Regions from separate parts of the Homo sapiens genome. Here region 2 is linked to region 1. The links are chromatin loops, found by intact Hi-C in ENCODE. Cell type or tissue: MCF 10A. All regions are shown on one strand. Links, peaks and the distances in the headings refer to the core of each region. The heading gives the core; the rest is flanking DNA. Region 1 overlaps GRM1 (glutamate metabotropic receptor 1). Region 2 overlaps ADGB (androglobin).

Evidence for each region. A loop is a pair of places that touch in the nucleus more often than their neighbours do. Peaks named below come from ENCODE experiments on the same cell type or tissue, not always from the same donor. Only the 100,000 strongest peaks of a DNase experiment are listed, where the experiment ranks them.
Region 2: it touches region 1 in a loop (9-fold over the local background); 8 of 110 quality-filtered maps call a loop at or near these places.

The regions. Positions count from the first base shown.
Region 1 is chr6:146,035,488-146,051,260 of GRCh38, reverse strand. The region is part of intron 1 of GRM1 (glutamate metabotropic receptor 1); the gene reads right to left. Among named protein-coding and RNA genes, the nearest start is that of GRM1, 14 kb to the right of the region's middle. In MCF 10A, for the core only: CTCF peaks have their summits at 8,553 and 9,791 (motif pointing left); a DNase peak (open chromatin) is centred at 9,780.
Region 2 is chr6:146,777,284-146,793,056 of GRCh38, reverse strand. ADGB (androglobin) reads right to left here. Exons shown (of 36, transcript NM_024694.4): 30 at 10,865-11,037; 31 at 8,263-8,439; 32 at 7,345-7,447; 33 at 4,447-4,668. Among named protein-coding and RNA genes, the nearest start is that of ADGB, 190 kb to the right of the region's middle. In MCF 10A, for the core only: a CTCF peak has its summit at 7,886 (motif pointing right); a DNase peak (open chromatin) is centred at 7,866.

The DNA.
Region 1 (15,773 bases), core at 4,944-12,943:
TATTATATGCTAGCCATTATCTTGTTAGCTGCATGAGAAGTAAGTACAATTATAATCTCTGGTTTGCAGATTTGAGGAGTAGGTTTAGAGAGTCTCAGTGACTCACCTAAAGTCACACGGCTCTAAGATAGGGTAAGAAAGCAGATGTGTCTGAGTCCAAGTCTCCTTATTAACCACTAATCCCCCTCCTTCATACCCAGACTTTTTATTATGTGTCTGCTTGAACTATAACTACAAATGGAGGAACCAAAATTTAAAAGGCTAGTAGCTCTTTTGGTAAGCCAAAGTCACTGGTAGACCTTCCCAGGAAGGGTTGATTGCAACGCTCTGTTATGAAACCATAGACTCTATGTATCCTCCTCACTGGATCACAGGTTCACAGGTCATCAGCTTTATTTGGTCCAATCAAATGAGCCTAATACCGGAATTCCTTCCACAAAAGCAAATGAACAAACAAACAGGAATCTCATAGGCATATGCCGTAATCACACTAGGGACTAAGTAAGAGAGGCTGGCTTCTGCATGAACTAACACTACAATGGAAAATTAATTGGCAGTGTGTAGATTCTGCTTTGGAGAATGAGCAGCTAAGAGTATTGTCAAATTTCAAAATGCAGTAAACTCCCATTACTAATGCCCTGGAAATTTCCAAAGAGAAGATATAGCTTTTCTTCCCCTCCCCCCTCTTAAAAATATCCCTTGTTTTTAGAAATATGGATATGTTTGTTTCTTTTAATTATAGAATTGTTCTAAATACAGAAGAAAAGAAGGCATGTCTTTTTATCATCATTTCCAGGAGTTACTGTGTTTGAAGGTTTTTCAAGGATCAAGTGTGCTTTAAAACAAATCAGTGTGTAGCTACTCTTACCCTCTGACAATGCCTCCCTCTATCTGTTACTTGCAGCCAAACAGGAGCAAGCTTTAGAGTAGAACTGCCTTTTCTAGAGAGACACACATTTTCTAGAGAGACACACATGAAGAAAACAGAAAAGGAAGACCCAGTGTGCATTTATTTTATCCTTTTCTGAATTGGTAATGAGTTGGGCTATGTCCTTCTGGTTGACAAGAACAGGTGTGTCGAATGCAATATAGCTCCAGGACCTGATTTTTTAAAAAGACTTTGCCCTCACTCATGGTAATACAGTCTTTGCACCGGTTATTTACATTTTCCTTACTCACTTAGACATTAAAAATGCTGACAATATCTAGCTCAAAACTCATAAGCCTGTTTTGAATCTTAGTGTCTCCTTATACAGGAGATTATACGTAGTAATCAGACACTAAGCCTTTGGAATGAGACTGACTGGGTTTGAACCCTGCGTCTGCCACTTTTTACCTGTATGACTTAGATGATCATTTTTAAACTTCCAAGAATAATAATAGTACCTACCTTCTAGGGTTATCGAGAGGACCAAATGAAGCAATGAACATTGAACAATTGCACAGTGTTTGGCACACAATAAATACTCACTCCATGGTACTGCCATCGTTGTTATTTTTTAATAATAATAATTTTGTTAGTCAAGATTCTCTAGAGGGACAGAACCAACATGAGATGATAGATAGATAGATAGATAGATAGATAGATAGATAGATAGATAGATAGATATGAAAGGAGGTTTCATATGGGAATTGGCTCATGCAATTATGGAGGTTGAGAAGTTCCACAGTAACTTGTCTACAAGCTGGAGAACCAAGGAAGCCAGTGATGTGACTCAGTCTAAGTCCAAAGGCCTGAGAACCAGGGAAGCTGATGATAGCATAACCCTCAGTACAGGGCCAAAGGCCTAAGAATCTAGGCAGCTACTGATGCAAGTCCTGGAGTTCAAAGTCGTAAATCCTGGAGTACTGACGTGTAAGAAAAGGAGAAAAGGGGGGTCCCATCTCCAGTTCTATATAGGTCCTTAGCTTATTTCATTATTGAGGGCAGCTCTTCCTTGCTCAACCCATTGATTCAAATGTGAATCTCTTGGGAAATACCCTCATAGACCTACTCAAAAATGATGCTTTACCAGCTATCCGGGTGTCCCTTAATCAAGTCAAGCTGACACCTAAAATTAGCCATCACAATAACATACCTCTGAGTTATATTACCATTTATGAGTAGAAGGTGGTGGTTCACATGGTAGGGGGAGGGTAAAAGTTAAGCAATTAATAGTCGATAAAAAGATGAGCATCAGTTGCACCGTGAACACTAGTTTTTTTTTTAGCACATGCAGAAAGTACCAAAACCTAGAGCAGGTTTTACAATATAATAGCCTCAAAAGAACTGTATTAGTTCTCTAGGGCTGCTGTAACAAAGTAGCATACACTGGGTGGCTTAAACAACAAAAATTTATTCTCTCACAGTTCTAGAGGCTAAAAATCTGAAATTAAGGTGTCGATAGAATTGGTTCTTTCTGACAAATGTGAGGGAGAGTCTGTCCCATGCCTTCTCCTAGCTTTTGGTGGTTGCTGACAATCTTTGGCATTCCCTGGCTTGCAGATGCATCACCCCAATCTCCGTCTTCATCTTCAAATTGTGTTCTTCCTGTGTGCGTGTCTTTTTTTGTATCCAAATTTCTTCTTTTTATAAGGTCACTAATCATGTTGGATTGGGGCCCACCCTAATGATATCATTTTAACTTTACCATTTAAATCACCTTTGTAAAGCTCGTATTTTCAAATAAGCTCATATTATGAGATATCAGGTATTAGGGTTCCAACTTTTTTGGGGGGTGTGGTGGGACACAATTAACCCATAACAAAAACAGAGGGCAAAAATAAGAATTATATTTGAAATGTTTTGAAAAAGCATATGTTTTAATGGTTTTAATGGCATATGTTTTGGAATCACTCAAAAACGCAAAGGAAAATGCTTTAACTCTTAAGTATTACACTTGTGCCAAGATGGCATTATTATGGCAGTAAGAACATGCATCTCTTCCTAAAAGTAAGTCCCAGTGAGGTTTTACATAGGTCCTTCCTAGAGAAACATGAAGCCAAGGAATTCCAATACCCTGGCCAGCCCAAATGTCTATTAGATTGCCTCTTAACAAAACAATATTTGCTTATTCATTCAACAAATATTAATTAAGCACTTTGTGCTTAACCCCATATCAGACCTTACAAAGATATGGAGGAAATCTAAAATATGGTACACGCTGTATGGAGTGCTTTACCTGCTTGTGAATATGTGAATTATGTTCCTTGTTTTCTATGCCTTAAGAGTTGATGAGGCATGGTTCTAAGGATCCAGAATGTGTTCACTAAGGCTGATTTCCAGGAACCCATGCATGCTATTAAGGAGTGACATAAGGAGTGATCTTGCTCTGTCACCAAGGGTGGCATCATAGCTAGGTGTCAGGTGGAAATATGCCTGTTATATGCCATCTTTCATGTGAAACACAATTCAAATTTTCACCCAGTGTCATTCTAGGTTATAACCATTCTTCTGGATTAAGATTTGTCCAATAAGTATGGGCAATAAACCCCAATTCAATAAGTTTCAAACTAAATTCTCCACTAGATAAATGCCATGGAGAAATACACTGCAAAAGGCAGAGAACACAACTTCCCCACATGCAGAAGTGAAGCAAAGTTATCTGTGCATGATGCTAGAGGGGACAGCAGCTTTGGGTGACAGGTGGCATGCCTCTCTGCCAAGAAGAAGGCGTTGCTCCTGGCAGGTTTTTTTTTTTTTTTTCCTGAGGCATGTGACCTAAGTAGTGGCATTTCACAGCTGAGAAACCAGCTTGTGATATGCCTTTTGCTTCACTGAGAGGCGGGCCACATGTCCACAGAGGCTGCAACTCTAGCTGCAAAACATTGCAATAAGTTTGCCTGTATCCTTCTTAAAATCAAATATTTATGTTGCTCTGGAAATGTAAATGGACTGTATGATTAATGATGTTTTTCTAGACAAACAAAGAAGGTGGCTTCCTTGCAAAGGTGTCGCTTTCTAACACAAATGCTACAAGGAGGAAAAAAGAACCCGAAAAATGAGTGGGCAGGAAATGTTAAAAATAAATCCCTATTTATCAGTCTTTGGTAGAAATTTGCAAAAGAGGGTCTACTCTATTTTGACTAACATAGCAGATGGAAGACAAATTCAAACTCTGACATTCTCAGCACTCTGACATCTGGGTCCGCTTTTCCAACCAGCTCCACAACTCTCCTGTAACTACCTTCTGCTCCAGATGAATTAAACCACTCACCATTCTCTGCATACCTGTTAGCACCTTACTCAGATCCCTGATTTACATGATTTTATTGATGTGAGATTATTTTTCCATATAGCTCTGCATTTGTAACACTAGCTATCATGTAAGACCCAGTTTTAATGCCTCTTATTTCAAATACCTACCCAATATCCCTACTGGAAGTAACCTGTCCCTCCCTTGGACCTCACACCCTCTCACAATGATGTGGCAATAATCCTTTCTCTAGCCCTCCATCTGGACTAAAAACAATGGTAAGAACTGCAGGGTACCCATAAAATTTGGAAACATAAAAAATATTATTTTACTGTACTGTAATAAAATATCTGGATAATTTTTTACATATATTTGCTTATGTTACCAAACTTTATTGGCCTCTGCACACCTGGATTCATTTTTAATATCTGATGCCTGGTGCACTGCCTAATAATTAGTAGAGCAGTTTTTATAAAATAAATTGACTAACTTGCTGGCTTACTGATATAAATATGAGGGTTACCCTTCAAGCCCACCTACAAAGAGTAAGGGTGGAAGAAAATCAGACAGTAGGCAGAGCATATGAAGAAATTAATGTCAATGATCAGGAGATCCTTCAGAGGCTGTAGAGAGAAAAAGCTGGGCTACAATGATAGTCATGCATCATGCATCTTGTAGTAACTAGCTGTGTGTAACCCCACATCTAAGCTTTCTTTTCAAATCAAGGACTTAGATACTCTCTTTTAGCATATAATCTATCATTTTAAATAAATGCTGAGTAATAGTGGTTGTTTATAACTTTCTGGTAAATGTAGAGGCTAGGAGGAATTATTAATAATAAAAATGAGAAAATAACAATACAAGCTATAGTAGAATATAATGCAGCTAATTGTATGTATATAAAAGTATACAGTTTCCAAAGTACTTCCACATCAACTATTTGGGTCTCACAGGAAGCGTGTAAGAAAGGCAAAGGCAAGACAGACTCTTTACAGATGAGAAGACAGATGGACTTAAAGCAGTTTCCTGGCTTGTCCAGAGTCATGGAGGTTGTTCTCAGAGGACGTGAGATCAAATCCAGGTCCTCCTACTCAGTACACCTCTTGCTGCCCACGGGCGCTAAAGTGTAAAAGGAAGAGAGGGTACTAGATACCAGTATTCATATAAAGAGAGTGATTGAGAAAAATATAACATCTGTGAGCTTTAATTGCCAGTAAATGTAATGATTTTTCCTTCAATGATTAAAAAGGGAAAAAGGGAAGAGTGATAATAAGTAGAGTCTACCCACAAAACATGCAATTAATTTGATTTTTTTTTTTTTTTTTTTTTTTTTTTTGCTGTATTCCACTTTGGTGAGAAAGAAGCAAAAGAAAAATAATCTACAACAAATTTAGTAAAAACCAAAGACTTCTAATGTTGCTGGTTCTTGGAAGTTGAATAAATAATCGATCATCTTGTTTCATTTACATTTACATTTACAGTACTAGGCACTAAGAATTGATGTGAAGCCCTGTAAGCTCTTAAATCATCAAACCCCTTACTAAGGCAGAAAAGGCATTTGAAACAAAAGCCTTCCATACTTAATTCAATTGAACAAATGTGTACCAAGTGTCTACAGTGTCCGAATCCCTACTTTAATTGCTGAAAAAATATCAGTGAATGAAACAAAACTAAGATCTTACTTTCCAGCAGTTTATATTCCACCAGGACAGATACTTTTTGGGGGCAAAGTATTCTAGCGGGAGAAGGCATTGATGTAACCAGAAATTTGATTAACTACAATGCTACATTCAGTAATTATTCAGGTTAGCTAATGCATATTTTTAAAATCATTAAATGTAAGAAATGAATAGATAAATATCTTTTCTATAATTTTTTAAATTTGCACATTTTAAAATCCATTTTCTGCCTATGTGAGAATCAAACAACATTTCTCTTAAACATATATAAACGATTTTGCAGGAAATAATTCATAAATGTATGGGAAAGCATCTACAATACACTGTCATAAGAAGTAAATTATGAGAAGGGGCTTCCAGAGGTTCTGTCCATATTGCGGTCCAGAAATCAGCAGCATCAATACCACCTGAGAGCCTGTAGAGACAGACGCTCAGGCCCACCCCAGATCTACTAAGTCAGAATCTGTAATTGAAGCTCCCCAGGTGATTTGTATGAACAATAAGGTTTAAGACTCCTTGACTGCATTCCTCTGTACCAAGGAGAGCCTAAAATAACCTTGTAAAAGGCAGAATATAAGCACTTCAAAAAATTAATCACTCACTCGATTTTTTTTCATTTTTAAGAGGCAGTTTCTTTTCAAGTAAGATTTTACTTTTAAAATGGCATATCAAAGATATTTCATACTAAACTTTCCTTTAGCATGTACTGACATAGACCAAAAAAATGAATTTGCCTTTTCATGGTTTCAAATTTGGTGCTTCTAGCCAAAGATTAATTTATCCCTCACATGTATCAACACACAGTACCTCCCTCTATTCTCTGTGATTGAATCACCACCTTATTAACAGGTTTAAGAGACATAGGGTGTCTTCCATTTTCTCATCCTATATCAAGCTCGGTTTCCCAAGTTACATCATGTTGCCCTTAAGGCAAACAAGAATGAAGTAGAAGACAGCATCATAGGTACTGAGCCTACCTAGAACATTCAACAAAACTGGCTGCCAGACTACAAGTAATTATGGCCAGGGAAGTGCATGAGAACACCAGGAGAAGTTAGAAGATGGGTAAAAGCAAGCTTCCTCTCCATTTCTCACTGAGCAGTCACTTTACAAACAGACTCGCCTTTCCCAGATTTTATTTATTTTTATTATAAACATGAGAAAAGGGGAAAACAGGAAGGGAGACTGTTATAAATCCACAGAGGCACCCATATCGAGGTTGAACATGGAAGAAAGACAGAATGTTTCAGCCACACATATGCCCTGTCAAAAAGGGACAAAATGTCCAAACACAGCCTCATGGCAGGTCCCAGAATGCACTAAGAAGGAAATGGCAGGAACAGGTGAGCATCTGAGCCAAGAAAGGAATTTCAAATAATCTGAAAAAGTATGATTCTCTTCTGTTATGTGATCAACACTCAAGGATTCTTCTGTACACACTAGATCTTCTCATCTTTAGCGTATTAAACTATGAGTGTAAGATACCTCCAGTTTCCACAGTTTAAAAAAAAACTTTCCACCTGTCATTACCATCTGCTTCATAGCATACAGAAATTCTGGTTGAGATATACACCTACGAGGAGGTCACTTCCCTTTATATATATATATATATATATATATATATCACCTGACTCTTTCCAAAAATAGAGTTGAGATATTTTACAATTATAAAAAAGTATAAATTAATGCCATTGAAGTAAGGTGGAAGAAGCTAGTATCTATGCACATAAGCTAGAATATATTCTGTGATTGAGCATTAATTTTAGTTTTGAGCTTCCTGGTAGGCAAGAGATAAACAGAAAATGCAATGTTCTCATTACCAATTAAGATGAAACATGTTAGCTCTTTAAGAGAAACAAATACTATCATAACATTTAAATCTAAAAATAATATGTTTCTGATGAATTTATACAAGTTGCATTAAGCAGCACAGGCAATATCTTCAACAAAAAATAGATGAAAATGATAAGCATTGTCTAAATTTTTAATCCCTGTTCTGACCTTTAAGAAATGAAAAAGTAAAATATTAACATGTTACTTAGAAAAGGCAATTCTTCAGGAAGACTAAACAAAGTCAAGTATGTAATATTCTGGAAACCTAATTTTTTTTAGACAAGGTCTCACTCTGTTGGCCAGGCTGAAACACAATGGAATGCATCATTGCTCACTGCAACCTCAAACTCTTGGGCTCAAGTAATCCTCTTTCCTTAGCCTCCACCTACAGGTGCCTCCTACAGGTGCACGCCACCATGCACGGTTATTTTTTAATTTTTTTTTTAGAGATGGGGTCTTGCTATATTGCTCAGGCTGGCCTCAAATTCCTAGCCTCAAGCCTCCCACCTTAGCTTTCCAAAGTGCTGCTATTATATGCATGAGCCACTGTGGGTGGCCCCTGGAAACCTATTTTCATACAGAGAGGTTGGTAATGATCTCCCAGATGACACTGTTAAATATCAGTTCTCTTATCTGGCCCTTTGAGAGGATCTGGATAAAGGATAATTCTTGGCTCTGATCTCTGATGGGCACCTAGTAGCCTTTGTAGTAAATTAAAGAAAGATTTTGGTGTTTTTGGACATTGGGCCAGTAGGTGGCCAAGTTAATTAACTGCTATGAAAGCTGAGACTTCTTGCTTGTAACTGAGGGCTGTACAATAGTGAAGAGAATGTCAAAATAGTATGAACTAACACTACTAGGAATATGTGGTTTCTCATCTCAATTGGCTCCTCTAAAAATATGCTCTATTTGTATTTGACCTGTTTCTTCTCTCTTTCCATTTCCCTCATTGAATAATTCAGAAAATAAAGGCTACCAAATGTTGTTTTCAAATACTCTTTTCTCCTCTTTCCCGAACTTCACTACATCACCACGCAGAGAAAAGGCTTCTGTTCAAGGCTAGCCCTGCCACAGCTTTGTCGTGGCTCCTCAGCAACCTTGCTTGATCAATTATCTTCAAATTTTCCTTTTCTACTCACTCTTTTTCATCAGCCTTTAAAACTGCTTAATTTTTTCCCCTCCTAAAGGATTATTTTACTTAGAAGTACATCTCTCTGTAGTTATCATTGGATCTCTCATCTCCCTTTCTCAGGAACAAGGATGCATATTAGCAGCCTCCACTTCCTCCTGGCTTCTGCCCTTCCAATTGATTTATAAACTGACACACTACTGGAAAGACAGAGCTAGGAGGAAGTGGAGGCTACTTGCTATGGTCTGAACGTCCCCCAAAATCCATGTGTTGAAATTTAATCCCCATTGTGGTGGTATTAAAAGATAGAGACTTTTGAATTTGATTGAGTCATTGAGGGCCCTGCACTCAAAAATGGATTAGTGCCTTCTAAAACAACTGGAGAGAACTAGCTTAAGCCTCCTTTGCCCTTTTGTTCCTTCCACCATGAAGACACAGAGTTCATTTCTCTGGAGGATGCAGTAACAAGACACCATCTTGGAAGCAGACAGCAGCCCTCACCAGACACCAAACTTGTGGTGCCTTGATCTTGGACATGCCAGTTTCTCCAAAACTGTGAGAGAATAAATTTCTATTATTTATAAGCTACTCCGTCTATGGGTATGACATCACCAAAATGGTGGAGTAGAAGAAATATGCCTTCCATCTTCCTCACAGAAAACCAAAAACAACTATCTAGTGTCAAGATTATCATCACCAATAACCCAGAATTCGAAGCTGAGGCTGTGAAGATCCTTGAAGCCACAGAGAAGTGAAAAATTGTGAGCAGAAGACAAAGGAGATACCGAGTCAGAGAGGAGGTTCAGCAGCACCACATTGTAGGAGGCACATTCATGAGTCTTCTGGGCATAAACTCCTAGTCAGCCTCCCAAACAGCAGAGAAATTCTCTTGGAGACCCCTCTCCCCAATCCAGAATGGGCAGTGCTTCCAACTTGTGTGAGAGCTGTGGGAAACCTGGGCCTAGGGCACCATCTAGTGCCAAAATAAAGGCAGCTGTCTAGGGCTAAGGGGACTCAACAGGCAACCAGCATAGAACCTGTAAATACACATCACTAGACAGACCACACCAACACAGGGAATGAAGACTGGGATAAATAACTAACCTTTCAATAAGACACAGATATCCATTCATAAAAAACACCAGCAAACAGGGAGCCATAACCTTCCCAAATGGGTAAAGCAAGGAGCAGTGGCTGACTCCAATGAGATGGCAATATGTGAGCTCTCAGGTCAATAATCCGAAATAAGAATTCTAAAGAAACTCAGTGAACTCCAAGATAACACATAAAAGCAATTTATAAAGTTATCAGAGAAATTTAACAAAGAGATTGAAATAATTAATTTACAAAGTTAAACAGAAATTTTGGAGTGAGAAATACTTTAGTTGAATCAAAAAAAATGCATCAGAGGGTTAAAACAGCAGAACTGATGAAGCAGAGGAAAGAATTTATGAGCTTGAAGACAGGTTATTTGAAAATACATTCAGAGGAGAAAAAAGAAAAAAAAAGAAAAGGAATAAAGAATGCCTCTGAAATCCAGAAAATAGCCTCAAAAAGGCAAATCTAAGAGTCATTGGCCTTCAAGAAGGAGTTGAGAAAGGGCAAGTGGTAGAAAGATCACATAAAGAAATAATACAAGAAAACTCCCCAACCCTAGAGAAAATATAAATCTCTAGGTACAAGAAGGGTAGAGAACACCACACAGATTTCACCCAAATAAGACTACCCCAAGGCATATAATAATGAAACTTTCAAAAGTTGATAATCCCAAAAGGAGCAAGAGAAAGGAAAACAACATATATGAGCTCCAATTTGTTTGGCAACAGACTTCTTAGTGGAAACCACAGGCCAGGAGGGAGCAGGATGACAAAGCACTGAAGAAAAGAAATTGTCAACTGAGAATACTGTACCCAGCAAAGCTAACTTTCAAACATAAAAAAGAGATAAATACTTTCCCAGGCAAACAAAAACTGAGGGAATTCATCACCCCCAGACCTTTCTTAGAAGAAATGCTAAAGGGAGTTCTTCAATCTGAAAGAAAAGGACACTAACATGCAATAAGAACATCATCCGAAGGCATAAAATTCACAGGTAAAAGTATAAAAATTCAGAACATTCTAACACTGTTGTTGTGGCATATAAATTACACAGTCTCATGTATCGCTACTAGTACAGAACACTGTTTCTATAGTTCTTCCTCTTTTACCCATCAGCTTTCTTTGTCACTGTTCTATTATCAAAACTGTCTCCTCCATTGGCTTTCATAACATGAGGTTCTTCCTGTTTCTTTTTCTACTTTTTAAACTGTCCTTTTTCCCTTTTCTGTAGACTCTTTCTCATTTCACATGCCTTAAAGTACTGCCCTTGACCATCTTTTTGTGTTTTATATCTTACCCCCTTGGCAATCCCATCAATTTTCATGGTTTTAACCAGATATTTTCTGACAAATTTCAAATATAACTCTCTTTCCAGATCGGTGGCCTATGGGATCCCTTGACTTTATTGTCCAATGGATACCACAAACTCAAACAGCCTAAACTAATTTTTTCCCAGTCTGCGATTTCTCTTTATTCCCTATTTATTCCTACAAAATAGACCTGCGGCTTATTCTAGACTTCTCTTTTTCCTTGATTCTCATAACCAATCATTCACTAAACACTAACCTCCCTGCTACATAGAAAGTCAAATTCATTCTCCTCTATCCTTTTCCATTGACACTTTCTTTAGTAAAACTCTAATCATCTCTTGACAAAATTAATTAATTGAACTGGCCTTTCCTTCTCCACTTCCCTCAACCATCAATGGCCTTCAGATTTGTCTCCTAATTTCCAATTTGACTCCTTTTCTTAATCTGTCTTCTCCAAAGCTTTCCAGATGCCCTTTCCAAAATATAATCTGATCTTGATTTCTTCCTGCATAAAATTCTTCACTGGCTCACCATGTTTCCAAGAGTCTAATTTTCTTGGCTTGATAAGTATGTCCCATCATGACCTAGGCTCTTTCTCTCTTTTCAGTTTGGTCTTCCCCACTCATTTTCCCAGGACATATACTTTAGAGTTAATGATATTCTTAGAGGTCCCTGAGCATATTTTGCTTTCTATGTCAGTGCTTTTACTGAATTTACTCCTTTGTTTCCTCGGATATAGTGAACTTCAGATGTCACCTTTTCTGGGGACCTTCTATGAGCTTTCCCTCACTGCTTCCCTGGACCAGAGGGAGCTAATCACAGTTCTCTCTGTTGTCTCTCTACCTCATGCCTACTCCTATGGTTGCACTTAGCAAAACTGAATAGTAATCACCATGTGGTGAACTTCTTAAAAGGAAGACTATAATTCCACTATCTCTACTCCTCAATGACTATAGCATTGGTCAAACCAAAGAATGTGCTACAAAACATAAAAATTGAGATAGGAATCTGGACATGACTTCTTCTCTGCCAGTAGAGTAGTACCTGTTAACCAAAACCTGAAAATAACAAATAATGTATTTATTTATCGAAAAAAAAGGATATTGAATTTCTTTATTATAAGCTGTTTCCACTATTTCAATATCCTGATATAACCTTTTAAAATCTTTCATAAAGTTTTTTTCTCTTGAACATACTATCAGCAATTTGTTTATTGATTTTTTTGTTCTACCTTTTATAACAAACAAATTATAAAATGTGTTATAGCACCACAGAGAACAGAGGAAACTGTCTCTGATTGTTTAACAATAGCTGTGGAATATGCTGTCCAATCAAAAGATTTGCATTGAGGGCCACATGCTGTGAGTGCAATTTTTATAAAGGGAGAGAATGAGAAGTTGAATATGCGCCACTCAGTGTTAGTAAATCAGCATTTTCCCTCTTTATTTTCACATCTCCACCACAGAACTTCCCTGTATTTACTTCACACAGGCTCATCTAAGCTAAGGGCATCTTCCTAATTAAGGTTAGAATAGCATGACAACAATAATGACATCTTACATCTATTACATCTACCTAGCCCTATATGGAGCACTGTTGCATCTTATCTGTATAATAAACTTAGGGGACTGTTTTCTGTATACTTCACCCTGATAGCTCTCTAAGCATGCCTAATTCTATTAATCCCTTGAGTCAATCCTATTCCAGATCTCTGGATTTCAACTCTAGCCACCCTTCTCTAATTTTCTCATCCTTATCCACTCCATACCACTTCTAGTTACTTGTGGTAGAGATGGTGTCACAGAGATGTCTGACCATGTGTCATCTCCCACTGTTAACCACAACCCTCATAGAGAAGGCATCCTTTCTTCTTTCATTTTAACAAGGTGTTTAATTCTGGTCTTATTTTACATTTCTGCCCTGAAGGAGCTGGAGAAAAAAAAATGGTTAATTCATAATCTCCTGAAATAGAGCTTCATGTGGAGCAGTCACTCTACATTGAAAGTTTATTTTCTCTGCGAAAGGACTTTTATTACAAGATGATAACAAGCACAAATATGGAGGTAGAGTTGCTCAGATGCAGAAGGGAAACCAGATCAGCTGAGAAAATGGCTTTATTCAGACCTTCCAGAGAAATGTGGAGAGCAGGTGAGGTGGGAGCAAAAGAAGTTGAAGAAAAGGAGAGGCTTCTATTTTTCAGTGACTTTCTCATGTTTAAAAATTTATAAATAAAATAGTTATTGGCAAGGCCAGGGTACCAGATTGTGGTCAGGGTAAGTGGGTTGCTAAAGAGAAGGCAAGGAACACAGAGCTGAGATCAATGAGCTATGAGGATAGGTATTGGTGGGACAAACACATGAATGTTGGAGTCATCCAAAACTAAGGTAAGAGCTGACATTAAGAGGAAGACTAACAGCAGAGTGAGTTTTCAGAAGAGGAATCTCCTAGAAGCTGCTAAATGACAGCAGCAAAGTTGGAAAGACACAGTTGAGCTAAATAGTATGGACCTCACATGAGAGGCGTGCATGAGGGTTAAAAAGGAAAGAAAGAAAGAAAGAAAACTTTGGCTTGAGAAAGTATCTAAAACAAAGCTAAATTAGTCCTAGCTTTGCTGCTGATGAATTTTATGATCTTGAGCAAGTCATTTTGTTTTATTTTTCTGGGCTTTTGTTTTCTCATTTGTAACAAGAAAGTTTCCTAAAGTCTATAGTAGATGCTACACCTTTATCTTAATCATGAATTTCATTTTAATCTTATATTACTAGGTTTAGGGTCGAAAATCTGTATCCAATTAACTGGCTTCTTGGACTTGCTTAATATTCATCAGCTGAGAAGAAGTCATCGCTTTGGTGGCAGTTTAAGAAAAACAACTGAAATGTATTTATGGGTACCATCTTCTTGTTCTTTGAAAAGCTGCTGTGAGGAATATAACATGGTAGTGATTATAATTCCCATTTTACAAATGAAACTGAGATGTGCATGCATACAGTATTTCCCATATGTTTTGTGCATTTTTCAAAACAGTAATTAAACATTTTCTTTTTAACCCATGAGCCTATAACTGTCTATATATTTACATGTCTCTTCCAACAAATATTAGTAGTAATAATAGTTATTATTATTGATTTTTATTACTTTATGTGTTACTAGCACCAAGAAAAATATGTGATGCATAATAGTCACGTGTTTATTTATAAATGTCTTTATTAGAAGGCAAATTAGTTACTAGGTAATCAAAGAATTTCTGCCTATCAAAATCCTGTGCTTCTACTACAAATTAAGGCTTTTACCTGGATATTTAGATAATTGCCTTGAATATTTAATTTGTTGGCTATGAAATAAATAAAATAGATAATCCTAAAATTGATAATTGGAGATTTCTGAGAAGCAATTCTCTTCATAAAAACATTAATGTTCTATTTGGTACTACAATGCCTTAAGTTTAAGAGAGTAAAGCTTTCTGGAATACAGAAGGTAATTAAAATTATAATTTCTCATGTAAGTTAAGATTTTAAATGTTGTAGACATTCATAGAGAACAATTAAACAGGAAAAAGTAGCAAATATTTCTATATAATTTTAGAATCTAATGATAACTCTCTGTTGCATAAGACAGTGACATTTTGACAAGGCTTTATGCCTTGTCTTGACTCTGGTTTTCAACTACAGCTTCTCTGAAAATTGACAACTTTCTCCTACTGACATGCTGTTTCCAACATATATCAGAACAGCATGTGCCATGAGTTTTTTTAGTGGTTGTAGGTGTTCACCAAACTATTCTTTTCTGGATGTGGTTCCCCAGCCCTCTGTGTTCTTAAAAAAGTGTATGCCGAAAACACGACTTTTGATAAGTCTCTTTGTGAACCCATCACTCCAGTCACTGCCCAGTTACTGAAAATCCACAAAGCAGTTATTGTATATTAGCTCCCTATATCATAAGGGCAAAAATTTTAATACTTGTAGAAGGATGGCTACTGCCAAGCCACACGGTAGAAACATAAAATGGAAGCTGCCATCACCACCTACCCTATGAAGGACAGCTTCTTATAAAATTTGCAGCAAGATAAACGTAGTCACAGGGTGATTGTGTGGCAAAGGAATCACAAAGAGTTCAAGTTTACTCAAAATAATGAAAGTGTCATTTTTTTCGTCTTTGGATTTCACTCTAATTCTATGCACATAATAGCTGTTTGCTAAATACTGATTAATGACTTTAAAAATGAGTTTAATAAATCCAGCCAAGATATAAAAGAAAAAATAAAGATAAAAATTTTTAAGTATGGCAATTTGTGGCCATTTTGAGTAATAATAAATGGCCTTATATTTTTTTAACAGGCTCCAAGATTACCACCATATTCCAGCGCAAGGTAAAAATTTATGTTCACGATAACTTGGTATATTCAAGGAAAATGTCCATTAAATTGAGCACTGTCTTTAAAAGAAGTTAGGGGACCTTACAGTAGTGTTTGCAAAGATCACCTCATAAAATGTTTTAAATGTAAATGTTGGTGTTTAAAGAGACCAACTCTCAAGTATAAAGTAGACAGCTAG
Region 2 (15,773 bases), core at 4,749-12,748, 740 kb before region 1:
AGCAGCAACCTGCTTGGGTCCCCTTCCATGTTGTGGAAGCTTTGTTCTTTTGCTCTTCACAATAAACCTTGCTACCACTCACTCCTTGGGTCCATGCCATCTTTAAGAGCTGTAACACTCACTGCGAAGGTCCGTGGCTTCATTCTTGAAGTCAGCGAGACCAGGAACCCACTGGAAGGAACCAACTCCAGACACAACGGGGTGCAAACATTAAAATGATAATAAATGTTTTCAAGTGTTTGAGAAATGTCTTGAAGACATTTTGTGCTTGGAGATAGGCTGCTTGGTCTAGGTCCTCCTTTCCTGCTGACTTTTATCTTTCCTCCCTGTTCTTATTTCTCCTCTCTATGCAAAAGTATACCCGTTCACAACTACGTAGACTTTATTGCAAATGTCCAAAGACTCTGATGGCCAAAAGTGTGAAGAAATTAGGAGCAGATGAGCTGAAACTGGGGCTTGAGCTTCCATGCCTTACAACACTGGTCTGGGACTCTGGGTAAAAAAAAAAAAAGTCTGTGCTGTGACTGCCCCTGGGCTGGTATAAAATGATGAATCATGATTATAGTCAATTTTCTCAATTTAAAGATTACCTTATTAGTTTCAGAGCACAGTGCAGACTGCATGGGTGTAGGTTGGTGCAGCCTTGGAGAAAATATTGATGAAAGAAATTGAAGGTGACATAAATAAATAGAAAAACATCCTGTGTTCATAGACTGGAAGAATTAATGTTAAAATGTCCATACCACTCAAAGCAATCCACGAATTCAATACAATCCCTACCAAAATTCTAATGTCGTTCTTCAGAGAAGTAGACAAAAAGATTCCTAAAATTTGTATGGAACCCCAAAAGACACCATATATGCAAAGCCATCTGGACCAAAAATAACGAGGGAGGCATCACCAGACTTCAAAACATATTACAAAGCTACACTAATCAAAACAACATGGTACTGGCATAAAAACAGACACATCAACAAATGGAATAGAGGCTGAGTGTGGTGGCTCACGCCTGTCATCCTAGCACTTTGGGAGGCCAAGGTGGGAGCATAGCTTGAGCCCAGGAATTCAAGAACAGCCAGGGCAATATGGTAAGACTGCATCTCTACAAAAATTAAAAAAAAAAAAAAAAAAAAAAGCAAGGTGCAGTGGCACATGCCTGTAGTCTCAGCTACTTAGGAAGCTGAGGTGGAGAACTGCTTGAGCCCAGGAGGTTGAGGCTGCAATGAGCTGTTATTGTGCCACTGAACTCCAGTTCGGGTGACTGAGCAAGGCCCTGTCTCAAAATAAAAACTAAACTGAAAACAAATGGAACAGAACACACAATGGGAAAGGGAAATCTCTTCAATAAACGGTGTTTGGAAAACCTGATATTCACATACAAAAGAAATAAAATGGACCCTTATATAAGAATCAGCTTAGGCCAGGGTGGCTCATGCCTGTAAACCCAGAACTTTAGGAGGCTGAGGCTGGAGGATTCCTTGAGCCCATAAATTTGAGACTAGCCTGGGCAACATAGTGAGACCTCATCTCTATAAAAAATAAAATATTCACCAGAAATGGTGGCATGCGCTTATAGTCTCAGCTACTCAGGAGACTGAGGTGGGCAGATCACTTGAGTCTGGGAGGTTGAGGCTGCAGCGAGCCATGATTGAGCCACTATACTCCAACCTTTCTAAAAATAAAACAAAAACCAAAAATGATCAACTAAAAATAGATTAAAAACTTAAACATAAGTCCAGAAAGTATAAAACTACTAGAAGAAAAACAGGAGAAACAGCCCATGATATCAGTGTGGGCAATATTTTCTTTGAATATGATCCTAAGAGCACAGAAACAAAAGTAAAAATAGACAAGTGGGACTGTACCAAACTAAAAACCTTTGCTGTGCAAATGAAACAATGAAAAGTGATGAGTCAACCATGGGTTGAGATAAAATATTTGCAAACCATACATTGGATAAGAGGCTAATATTCAATACATACAAGGAACTTAAGCTACTCAATAATAAGAAAGCAAATAACTACATTAAAAAATGGGTAAAGAACCTGAATAGATATTACTCAAAAGAAGAGACACAAATGACCCACACATATATAAAAAGATGATTAACATCTCCAGTCATCAGAAAAATGCACGTTAAAACCACAATGAGATACTACCTCATACCTGTTACATTGGCTATTATAAAAAAAGATGAGAGATAACAAGCATTGGTGAGAGTGTGAATAAAAGGGAACTCAGGTACACTTTGGTGGTACTGGGAATTATTACAAGCCATTTGAAACACCAGTATGGAGGTTATTCAAGAAACTAAAAGTAGAATTACCACATGATCCAGCAATCCTGCCTGTGGGTATATATCCAAAGGAATTAAAATAAGTACGTAAAAGAGGTGTCTGTACTTGTATGTGCATTACGTTATTCACAACAGCCAATATGTTGAAAGGACCAAAGTACGCATCAGTAGAGGAATGGATTTTTTAAAATGTGGTATGTAGACACAATGGAATGCTCTTCAGCCTTTAACAAACAGAAAATTCTGTCATTTGCCACATTATGGACAAACCTGGAGGACAAGATGCTAAGTAAAAAAGCCAGCCACAGAGAGACAAATGCGGCATGATCTCATTTATATGTGGAATCTAAAAATGTTGAACTTGTAGATATAGATATTAGGATGGTGGTTACCAGAGGCTGGGGGGTCATAGTGTAGTGGACAAGGAAAGGGAAAATGTTGGTCAAAGGGTATAGTTAGTTTCAGTTAGCTAGCAGGAATAGGTTCTGGTGTTCTATTGCATAGCTTGGTGAACACAGCTAACAATTTATTGGATGTTTCAAAATAGCTCAAAGAGTGGATATTAAATGATCTCACTCCAAGGAAATAATAAGTATTTGAGGTAATGAATATATTTATTAGCCTAATTTGATCATTCCATAACCTATACATGTATCAAAACATCCCATTGTACCCCATAAATATATATAATTATTTGTTAATTAAAAATGAAATTTCAAAAAGGATTACTTTGTTAGCACATAAGTAAATAATTTGATATCAGAATTTAAGTTGCATTGTTTTGGCTACATTTTTCTATTTTATAGATCTTTAAATTAACTAAGGATGAGGAAAAGTTTGTGTTCAGTTCAAGATCACAATATATGGAGACCAAAGAGCTGGGTGTAAGTCCAGGTTCTAGCCAAACTGCATCAGTTTCCTGCCCTTGGGTGAGTTATTTGCCAATTCTGTCATTTTAGAAGTGGAGATAGCAATATATGCTTTCTCTAATTCCTGGAATCTCAAGTGAGATAAGAGTGGAAAAATTACTCTACAAATTAAATATTAATGGTAAATGAAATGTGTTCTAATGAGTTTTACTGCTACCATCATGTGAGCTATTACCTATTGAATGGGCATGTACTTTCAAAATATTGGTTAAAAAATATCAGAATCTCTTGTTAGTATAGTAAAAGATTCCTTTTAATTTTAGAATTTTCCTCTCAGTATGGAAATCACTTAAGGACATACTTTAGCTTTAAACACTTCTTAATTTAAAAATTCTCAGAATTGTTTAGCAATTTTGAGAAAAGAACCATTGTTGGCTTTTCTGAGAATGCTTCTTTCTAAGATTTCTTTCTTTGCTGTCTGGGTTCAAAACAAGTAGAAAAATAGAGTAAGATTATACTATTGATCCAGGTTTAATCGGAGGATGTAGCTTGATGTGAGAGACAAATGGGCCATGATCACCTGAAGCTGACTGACTGTTCCAGCACAGTCTAGGTAGTGCTCACACCTGAGAGAGAAGCAGTGCTTCCATGGGCAGCCTCATTCATTCTCTCCAAATGCATTAATAGGACATTTAGTTCCCTTTAAGACAGAAGGAGTTGAGGAGTTGCTTAGGAATTCATGGAAACCAGGAGTGTGGAAAGGCATTTTCCTTTGATCAGGGTTTTAGTTCAGTTTAGTGAACAGATATGAATCCATATAGAAATGAATCAGGTCAGGGTGACTTGTGCACCACTGAAAATTGCTCTTTTTCAACATTTAAAAAATGACATTCTTAAAATTTGCTATGAAAGGTAAAAAGGAAATCTATCTTGTAGCATACTACAGATAACACAAAAAAATCTGTGTTTAACGAGAAGTGTATGTGTGAATGCTGACATTTTATTTCTAGCATTTGTAGACACAGAAAACCTATACACAGAAAAAATACACCTGCAAATCTGTAGGGGGGCTTTTGCCCACTTTTGTCTTTTGGTTAATATTTAGTAGTCAGGTCCTTGAGCAAATTCCCAACTCCATTAAGTAAAATGAAAATCTATATATCGGAAAGACATCTTTTCTACTTCTATAGCCCTAGCCGTCACTGATGTTTAAGTTAAAATCTTTTCCATAATTTTTATTTGAAAATACATGTTTATGTTACCAATGACAGCAATACTTACGAATGTTTTCCTTCCGTGTGCTCTGCTCGCGCTCTTCTTTCCCTGGTGAAGACACTCCTCCACTTTCGCTACTCGTGGATTTTGCCACATCCCTCAAGCCTTTGGTCAATTGCCACTTCTTCCACACCGCACTCCCTGATCCTGTTTGTGTCATCTCTTTGCTCTCTGAACCTGCAGAATTCTTTGAGTTTGGTTCTTTTACGCCACGTGCAGCTGTTTCTACTACAACATGACATGTGCATTACTGAAAAAGCTGGCGTTCCATGAAATCACATGCAAACAGTAACAGGGCTTGATGATGGGAGCACAGATTTAGAGCAGATGACTCAAAAGCTCTATAACTTCTAACCAGAGCACTAGCAAAAGTAATGACTGTCACCCTAGAAGGCTGACCCAGGCAGGAAGTGTGTCTGAAAGCTGCCTCCATATATTAAAATGTCACATAAAAATAGAGGCTTTTAGAAGTTGGGACAGCATACATGGAAATAGGATATTTGAATTATTGGGGATGCTGTGAAGGTCGGCCCTGGAGGAAGTACAACTAGCCCTATGCTGACAATGCTTCATAATAGATAGGGTGTTCCTCTCTGCAGGGGGATCCCTGTATGCAGACATTTATTTAAAATTGTCTTAAAATAGAGCTGAACAGAGCTCTTTCTTGTGACATCATAAAGCTGGGAAGTTTTTTCTTGATACTCTGAGTCTATTCAGTGTTCCAGATCCCTAGCCTAGGAAAAACTATGTAAAACCTACCATAATTTCCTCATTATATAGAGACATTATTTTCCTATTTATCAATTGCAGGTGACCAAATTCATGTTATGTTCTGCATTGAATGAAAGGTGGCAATAGGAAAGTACTTAAGAGCATGAAGAAATGTTGAAATAAGAAAGGTGGCAATAGGAAAGTACTTAAGAGCATGAAGAAATGTTGAAATAAGAAAGGTGGCAATAGGAAAGTACTTAAGAGCATGAAGAAATGTTGAAATAAGAGGCAGATAGTCAGTAGTCAAAAGTCGATTCCCTAAAAATATTATTAAAGTTGATATATCCCTAGAGCAAGACTGATTGAGGAAAAAAAGGTAAAAAGGAAACTTATTCCAGTAAGTTGAACCTACATAAAATAGACAAATTTCTTATAAAATGAAGCTTACTATTCCAGGCACAGTAAGAAATAAAATAACTAAATAGTGAGACATACGGGGTACATATGAGTCTAAATTGAAGTTCAAGAATAGGCAAAATTATTTGATGGTGATGGGGGTCAACTAGTTGTTACCTTGAGGGAGGAAATGACTTGGAAACAAACGAGGAGGACTTTAGTATGTGGTGTTTCCAATCTTGATCTAAGCAGTGGCCACTGAGTATTCACATGCAAAAATTAATCGAGCTGTACAGTTACAATTTGTGGCTTTTATTGTATGTGTGTTCTATGACAGGGTCAGGGTCTCTGAGCCCTGTTCTCAACTAGGCCTTGTCCTTGGCCTGCTGACCCCAGTTTTAGCAAAAAATCCTGCTAAGTCAGTTTATCCAGAATCCTTCCCCACTTGATATCAAATCAAGTTCCTCTTTCCTGACCCTTGACACCTAACCAAGTTCCTCTTAGTAATTTACCATCTACTCCCTCACCTGGACTGTTGGTTTTAATTCCCCACTTGTTCCTGTTGTATCTACGGTTGAATTCAATCTTTCTCTCCTACTTCAGTAGCCTGGAAGTAGGGGAGACTTCCCCTATTTTTGGTCATGTTTAATGTATTCAGTGTAATATTTTATACACATACATTAAAACAAAATATAAAAAAAATAATAAATCTATAGCCTAAAAGACAAGAACTGAATCCTATTCACCTTTGTTTTCCTAGCATTACATTAGACTCTATTAGAGGAGTGAGTACTTGAGTTAGAAATATTTCAGATCCCAACTTCATCACTTTTGAGATGGATGACTTAGGAAGAATAAGGTGGCTCTCTGAGCTTTGGTCTCTTTATCTCTAAGATGAGTAGACTAAGTAATACATACCTCATAGTTGCTATAGGTTAAAGTGAGGTAATAAATGTAAAATGCTTTGCCTATCCCAGGATAACAGAATTAGGATGGTACTTGCTATTCACACTGTTCATATGAAAAGTTAAGAGATATTATTTTTATAACAATTATTGAATTACATTCCTGAATATACAAAAATGGAAAAGCATGATTTGGGATGTGAACGCCTTCTGCCTCCACGGACACCTCAGTGTGGCAATCGATGTAATCAGTCAAGTAGCTGTGAGAAGACACTGGCATTATGAAGGGCCTGTCTGCAGGCCAATTCTGTCTCTGGCCCTGAACTTAGACTATTACTGAGGGTCTCTGGTGCCTGTGTCCTTATTGATAAACTGGAATAATATTATAATATATACTTAAATATATATAATATAATATATACTTAAATATATATATATACTAACTTAAATATATATAAATAATATAATATATACTTAAAATATATATTATATACTTAAAAATGACTTCTTTTTGTTATTGTTTAAGTCTGGTACCTTTCTAATAATAATATAGTAGTAGACCTACCTTCAAGTTTTATACTGCTACTTTCTAACTAGGTTGCATCATTCTTTCTGGTTTTATCATTTGTTAAATGGAGAAAATCACATCTCCTTGCACAGTGTGTGTGAAGGGGGAGATGTAGGACTTAAATGGGAAAATGTGTGAAAGTGATTTGAAAATTGAAGCACTATTCATATAGTTATCTGAAATTGTGCGACTTTTTATAATCCTCAAGAAACGAGATTCTGAAATGTCTCCTTTTCACCAAGCACAACCCACTGATTATTTTTTTAAGAAGTGCAAATCACAGCTCTGTGCTCTGAGGCAGCTGGGGTGGTAGGATCCACTCACCTTCTTCTTTTGGTTTAGTTTGGCTTTCAGATATAGGCGGACTCTCAGCATCAGATGTTTTCTTAATGAACCCGCTAAGGTAATGCAAACGAGCCTGAGAAGCCTAAAAAACAAACATGAGCAGCTTTTTAAAAGCTCTTCAAAAGCAACAACCAGTACAGGTAATACATGTTAATGGTATTCAATCGAAAACGAAACAGGAAAATGTGAATTAAATAGGGCAGTCTAAATGAAGCAGACCAGCTCTTCTTCATTATCAGATAAACTCAAATTCTGAATCATCCATGATTTTGACAGTTATTTTTGAGAATAGATGAAGAAGCAGCCCTAAAAAGAATACATTTCTGGGCATACTATCTTAGATGCAGTGGTTCCTGAATCTTTTTCATCTGCCCAATAACCCTGAGTTGTGACATGAAGCACTTACATGGTAATAGTGTCACTATGGCAATCGCTCTTACAGGAAATAGGTCAGAGACTCTCTAGGGTCTCTAGACTCTAGAGACTAGGTGTGTATATTCCACAAGGGGGCAGCACATGGTTTTTAATCCATCTAAGGCTGCGCAAAGTGTAGTAAAGCACATATTAAACATTTGAATGCTTTCTTACTTGGGGGTGTTAAGAGCAGACGTGCAGAAAGCCAGGGCTATGTGAAAGAATGAGGTAACCCATAGTGTGGGCCTATAATTGGTACCACCATGTGCTTTGTTTTTGCAAGTCCTTTGGGTAATCAGGAGGGTAACATTTTACAATGTGTCCAAAGGTGGTCCTAACGTAGTTATTCAATGCCTGTCTGATAAAATTTCAGATACCATTACTAAAGGACAGGCTATATGGTTTTTACCAGCATGACTATTTTTTTCAGAGCATGCCTAAGGAGGAAAAGTAAAAGATGACAGCTTTTCGAAATCAGGTGACCTTGATTGCTCTTCCTGGCTCAGTTGTCTCCCAGGCTTGTTTCATGGCTCGGATTTCATCTGCCCTTTCTGTATCCTTTTTCACTTCAAATAATTCTGATTCATTGTGTTCAGTGACCAACCTCAAAATCCAGTAGGGTTTATTTGGGTCTTCTTGTTGAGGGTGAACAGTGGATATCTGATAAAATAAAAACCTTTGGGTTTTGCATGCTTTCCTTCTTTCAAAAGGGTCTAGATTTTACCATATGATACATAATTTCACTATTAGGTATTTACTAGAGATAAATGAAAACATATATTCACAAAAGACTTGTACGAAAATGTTCATTGCAGTCTTATTCATAATACACACAAAAAACCAACATATATGTCTATCAATCGAGGAATGGATAAACAAATTGTAATATAGTCATATAATTGGGCTCTGCTTAATATTAAAAAGTAATAAACTATTGATATACACCACAGACAGATATTATACTTTGATAAAGAAGTCGAACACAAAAGGGTACATCGTCTTGTATGTCATTAGTATGAAATTCCAGAGCAATTTAGGCAAAACTAATCTATGGTGACTGAAAGATCAGTTGTTACCAGGAGATGAGGTGTGAGAATTAGAAAATTGAATGCAAAGAAGTTTGAGATTATTTCCATAAACTCGGGAATTATCTATAATTTATATCTTGATAGGGTCATGGATTACATGGTGAATACATTGATCAAAACTCACTGAATGTTATAACTGTGATTTGTGCATTTCATGTATGCAAATTTTACTTAAAACTGTACACATTAAATTATAAATTGTAATTATGTTCACTCATAGCATCTCTTCATAAAAATGAGAGTAGGATAGTTGATCATTTCCAGGTCTGTATATACTTGCTACATATTCATCATGAAAATTAACAACATTTTAATGTCTCATGGGATCACCTGCATGTATCATAGGCTGGGAGACAAGTTTTACGTAGGTGAGGCTCATAGGTGGCAATTGGGTAGGAAGAGAGGATTGAAACTATTGTGGTTACATAGCACTTTACATAAGGTCGAGGCTATGTCAATTATCACTGATAAATAATGCAGCTGGGAAGAGTGGATTGATATAATCACTGAATACAGTTTCCACCTGCAGTTTGGTTTTAGTGTTACCAAATGACCTTGCTTTCTACAATATTTCCCTAATATTCTGGTGAGAATTGACTTTCACAATTGGAAATTATTTTATTTCCTCCTTTTAACACAGGGTATATTAGCTTTTATTATTTTTTAAATTGCTTAATACATGAATTTATCAGAGACTTTTCTGGGATCAAATTTTGATCAGGAAAGGGAGCACTGTGAAGGTACTAAGGGAGGTCTTCTTGTAGGAATCTATGGATTGGGTTAATCTTATTTACTTCTAAGGGTAGACTTCAGCTAAGAAATGAAATCTTTGAAATCTATAGGAACCATTCCTGGAGTCTGAAACAACAAGTCATCATCTCTTCTTATTTGTTAATTTTCCTTTATTGTCTATTTTCTTAATGGTACTGACATCCTACTCAGCTATTCCTGCTGGAAACCTGAGAGATATACTTTGTTCCTTCTTGTTCCTTAACACCCACTTTGGATTAATAACTGCACCCCACCTTTTGTTTTCCAGATACTTCTTGATCTGTCCCATCCTTCCTTTTTTCCTGTTCCTGACACACTTTGCACTCTTTTGCTTAGATTACTGAAGTATTTTCTTGAATTATCTTCCTCTCCTGTCTTTTCTCCTTTAAGTCCACACCCTTAAAAGCCACTAGGGTATCTGAAATGTAAATCTGATCATGTTAATGTGCTTCTTAAATACCCCTAGTTCCAGTCCTGCTTAACCTAGGCATAAATGGTGGGAAGATTTTGTACTCATAGGTATCTTGTTTAGAGTGCGCTGTTTTTTGGTTACTTGAAAATCTTTAGGCCTGTGCTTGTACTCCTCAAGTTTGCCATCCACATCCTTTTCCTTACCCCTAATCATGGCAATTTTCTAACTGGCCCTGAAGGAGTTTAGACTCATAACCTCTGGACTGTATATAGAGTCCCAGCCTTCCAATGACGCTTTAAGGCCCTTTTCCAGCTGACCCTTACTGACCCCTCCAGCCTCATCTCTCATACTTTAATGCTTCAAAAAACCAGGTTGAGTTTTCGCCTCATCACGTCTTTGCTTATTAACTCGGTTCAGAACTCAGTTCCTCCTGGAAGGGGCTGTATTAGAACCTATCCTTTCTACCACTGCACATATAGCATTCAACATTATAATTCTCAGTTTACCTTCAGTCTCCTCCATTATTAGACTGTGAATTCTTTTAGGGTTAGTACTGAGTCATATTTATCTTAGAAACCCAAGTGCCATGAATAGTGTTCTACATACTAAAGGTTTAATTGATAGTTTTTGATACTGAACTAGAAAAGGGAGCTTGAGGAAGGTGTCCAAGGAATGTCCTCAAAGTATCTAGATGGTTTCTGGAATCAGGGAGAAAGAATGTTTCACGGTTTTGTCCTCAGACGAGATAGGCAAATAGGAATCCACTGAACCTAAAATCATTAAGTCACTCAAATAAAAAAAATTCCACACCCACCTGAGGCTCAAAGCGAGGTGCTTGTTTTTCTTTGGCTGTCTTTTCTTTCTCAGAAGACTTTTCTTTGCCTTTCCTTGTTGTTTTGGAAGTTACTGAAGATTTTTGTCCCTCACTAATAGTGTGGGAGTCTGGGCTTCCTAAGTTAATTAACTCCTCGTGTCTTTCACCATAAGCTAGAGAGACATAAAAATAAAAAATGGTGAGTCATAATATAACAATAAAATGGTTTCACAGGGGACAAGGGAATCAACTCAGGGACATATGGTTAAGCTAATAGATTTGTATTTTTTCAATCACACAGATTTTTATAAAGGCCTGTTGGACTCGTTTTCATAAAATCTACATATAATTCATATACCAAACACTCACCATTGAGTGAGTGGATGAACCCGCAGGCTTTGGTACATTTATAAGACTGTGTAACCATCACCACTATACAATTTATTTCCAATATGGATGCCATTTGTTTCATTTATTGCATAATTGTGTTGGCTAGTACTTGTAATACAATATTGAACTCATTTACCTCTGCTGTAATCTTTATTATTCCCTTACTTCTGATTGGTTTAGACACAGTTATCTCTTCTTTTTCTAGTTTTCTAGTTTTTTAAGATGGAAGATAAGTTATTGATTTGTGATCTTACGTCTTTGTAATACAAGCATTTGTAGCTATATATTTCTCTCAACACTACTTTTACTGCATCCTCGGTTTTTTTTTTTAATTCATTTCTAAGAATTTCTTAATTTCTCTTGTGATTTCTTCTCTGTTCCATTGGTTAAGAGAGTATGTTGTCTAATTTTCGGGTATTGTGAAATTCTCCAATTTCTTTTTTTTTTTTCTTTTTCTTTTGAGATGGAGTCTCACTCTGTCGCCCAGGCTGGAGTGCAGTGGCACAATCTTGGCTCACTGCAAGCTCCACCTCCCGGGTTCACGCCATTGTCCTGCCTCAGCCTCCCGAGTAGCTGGGACTACAGGTGCCCGCCACCACGCCCGGCTAATTTTTTTTTTTTTTTTTTTTTTGTATTTTTAGTAGAGACGGGGTTTCACCGTGTTAGCCAGGATGGTCTTGATCTCGTGAGCTCGTGATCCGCCTGCCTCGGCCTCCCAAAGTGCTGGGATTACAGGCGTGAGCTACCGCGCCCGGCCTCCAATTTATTTCTTATTGCTTCTACTTCCTTTCAATTGTGACCTGAAAACATATTTGTATAATATTCCATAGTTTTACTTTTATTTAGACTTGTTTTGTTGATTTATACATGGTCTATATTGCAGAATGTTCCATATGCCCTTGAGAAGAATGTGTATTCTGCTGTTGTTGAGTGGAGTATTCTATAGGTATGTTAGGTCAAGTTGGTTTACAGAGTTGTTCAAGCCTTCTATTTCCTTGCTAATTTTCTGTTTAGTTTGTCTACTCATTATTAAAATTGGGGTATTAAAGTTTCCAACGATTATTGTTGAATTGTCTATTTCTTCTTTCAATTCTGTCAGTTTTTGCTTCATGTATTTTGAATTCTGTTGTTAGGTTTATGTATGTTTATAATTGCTCTATTGCTTGATGAAGTACCCTTTTACCATTTTAAAGTATCTTTTTTTTGTCTCTATTAACATTTTTCATCTTAGACCCTATTTTGTCTGGTATTACTATAGCCACTCCAGGTCTCTTTTGGTTATTCTTTTTATGGTATTGTTTTTTCCATATTTTTGCTCTCAAACTATTTGTATTTTTGAAACTATGTTGTTTACAGAGAGCATATAATTAGGTCATGTGTTTGTTGGCCATTCAGCCATTTGCTGCCTTTTAACTTGAGAGTTTACTTAACTTACATTTAAAATAATTATTAAGATAGGATTTATGTCTGCCTTTTTATTATTTCTTATGCACTACACCTTGTTTTTTATTTCTCAATTCCTCCACTACTGTTTACTTTTTAATTCCCTTGTTTTTTATTTGTTTGTATAGATTTTTGAGTTAGTTTCTTAGTGGTTGCTTGGGGATTATAATTAAAATGTTAATTTATAACCATCTAGTTTGAATTAATACCAGTTTAATTTCAATAGTATACAAAAACTTTGTTCACGTATTTCTGTCCCCCTTTATGTTGTTATTATCACAAATTTCATCTTTATACATATGTATATGTATAAAGCCCATCAACACAGACTTATGATCATTGCTTTAAGCTGTTGTCTTTTAAATCAGGAGAATACAGAGTGATAAGCAAAAAAAAATACATTTATATTGACTTTCATATTTATCTATGTAGTTTTACTGGTACACTTTATTTCTTTATGTAGCTTCAAGTTACTGCCTAGTGTCTTTTTTTTTTTATAGCTGGAAGACCTTCCTGTAGTACTTTTGTAGGGCAAGTTTGTTTTCAAAACAAACTGCTTCGGTTTGTTTTCAAAATAAATTGAAAAATATTTTCAGTTGTTTTTTTTTCTGGGATATCTTAATTTCTCCTTTATTTTTGAATGACAGCTTTTCTGGGTAGAAAATTCTTGGTTGATAATTTTCTTTGCAGTTATTTGAATATGTCTTCCCACTGGCTTCTGGTCTCCCTAGATGTTGATGTAAAAATTTGCTATTAATATTACCGAGAATCACTTGTATGTGATGAGCCACTTCTCCCTTTCTGCTTTTAAGATTCCTTGCTTTAGAGAGTTTAATTATGAGGTGTCTAGCTCTGGGTCTCTTTGAATTTTTCCCATGTGGAGTTTAACTTCTTGAATGTGCCAGTTAATGTTTCTCATCAAATCTGGACATTTTCAGCCATTATTAGTTCAAATAGCCTTTCTGCCACTTTCTCTTTTTCTTCTCCCTCTGGAGTTCCCATTATGTACATGCTGGTATGTGTGATGGTGTCCCACAAGTCTCTGAAGATCTCTTCCTTTTTCTTCATTCTATATCCTCAGACTGCATAATCTCAGACTACCATTTTGTGGAGAAAGCTCTGCACAATCAGTAGTTTTGATTCAGCTTTTAAGTGGAGTCTTCCAGGAAATCATCAAACAAGTCAAATAATGATAAGTCTTTGGGAATAAGACCTTGAAATAAATCCAACTCCATTTTACTTCTTCTGGCATCCGCCAGTATGTGCCAGGAATATTGGCTGTTTTTTTTTTTTTTTTCCAAAGCTACTGCTGAGCTGAGGAATGGGACAAGTTAAAATGCCATAAAGTTTCCTATTCTTACAGAAATCCAGCTGTTTTTTCCTTGAACAAACTTTTTTTGCTGCAGACTTTTATAAGTTTCCAGAGTTCTGAAAAAGTTGACTGTCATAATTTTTTGCCAGGTTTTTCATTGCTTTCATGGAGTTACTAATTTTTAGAGTTCTTACCCTGCCATTTTCACTGCCATTCTCCAGGATTTATTTTCTATCCAAACCTTCTGAGGATCTGTGCATGCTGTTTTTCTGAGATAGGGTCCTGGGATAGTGGAAAAATTCATCTAGCCTGGAGACCTTGTCACAAGTGTATGAAATTACAGAGCACTCTGTGGAGGAAGGTGAGATTACACTCTAAGCAGTTCAGCTCTTGCTAGTGATGGGAAGGAAAAATGAATATTGACTGATTTAAAAGTGAGTAAAAAGTTCACAGAAAGAGAATAAGGTTGTTTAAATGAGAGGAAGGATAAGGCTTAAAATTAGAGATTTAGAAACATCAGGATAAGAAGAAAAAAAGAAATAAAAACAAAGATTTTTATAGAAAACCACATATTAAAATAAACTTTTCTCAGAAACCCAAGATAGAAAGTAGGAAAGGCCACAGAGGACACCTTTTCTCCTACATTCTTTCACATCTTTTGTCAGCCATAAACTTTGGGGTGGCAGAAACACTGCCTTCACAGAAAAGCAAACTCAGTGCTGCTTCTTTTCAGTCTCCTCAGGCCTCCCCTGCCTCCAGGTGTTGCAGTACCAGCCCTTCATCCTAACCCAAATATGAGGTAACCAGGCTTCAACCACCCTCACTGGCCATAGCTACAACTTCAGCTTCTGGTCCCAAGAAAATCCAGGTCCTAGAGCTCTCAATGCCAATAGAGTGTGGGATTAACAGAATTTTAGAGCTCCCTTTGTGGCCCACTTTAGATAAGCCAATCTCATAAAAACTGAGCTAGAATAACTCGTTATTTTCACCTCGTGCTGCCAGACAAGTCTGTTACTAATAATGCTGTGTTTGTTGTCACAAAATATGGCTGCTAATGGTGTGCTTATTGTAACACAACAACTCACAGTTTTGGTGAGTGTAGAAATCATACAGATAACCTGTAAAATGCACATCTTGAGGCCCACCTCTCAGAGATTCCAACTCTGTAGTCTGGTGAGGGGCACAGAAATCTGCAGTTTAAAATGTACCTCACGTGATTCTGACACAAGTGGCCTGTAGGTTGTACTTTGAGAAACACTGCTTTAAGAAGTTGCTACAGTTTTCCCTTTTGTCAGAGAAGTGCTGCAAAGGGATGGGCTGAAGGGAAGAATGCCAATGACTTAGGATTCAAAGAAGCTGAAGGTACCCTCACAAGAGTGGTTCTCAAACTTTAGCCTGTGTCAGAATCACCTGAAGGGCTTACCATAGAACAGATTTCTGGGCACCAACCCTAAAGTTTCTGATTTGCTAGGTCTGTGATAGGGCCTCAAAATGTACATTTTTCACAAGTTTCCAGATGGTGCTAAGGCAGCTGATCCAAGGATCACACTTTGAGAACCACTGGTTTACTTTTAGAAGAGTATAATTACCTTTCCCCAACATGAAGGACATGAGCTTTATGCTTTTTTAACCTCTTCTAACAATTAAATATGGAAGTGGTGAGGGGAAAATATTTAAATAATTTATTTATTATTTAAAATAATATTTATTGAATCTTTACTGTGTTTCCTTCTCTTTTAAGTCTCAAGCATCCCAGCAGGGTAT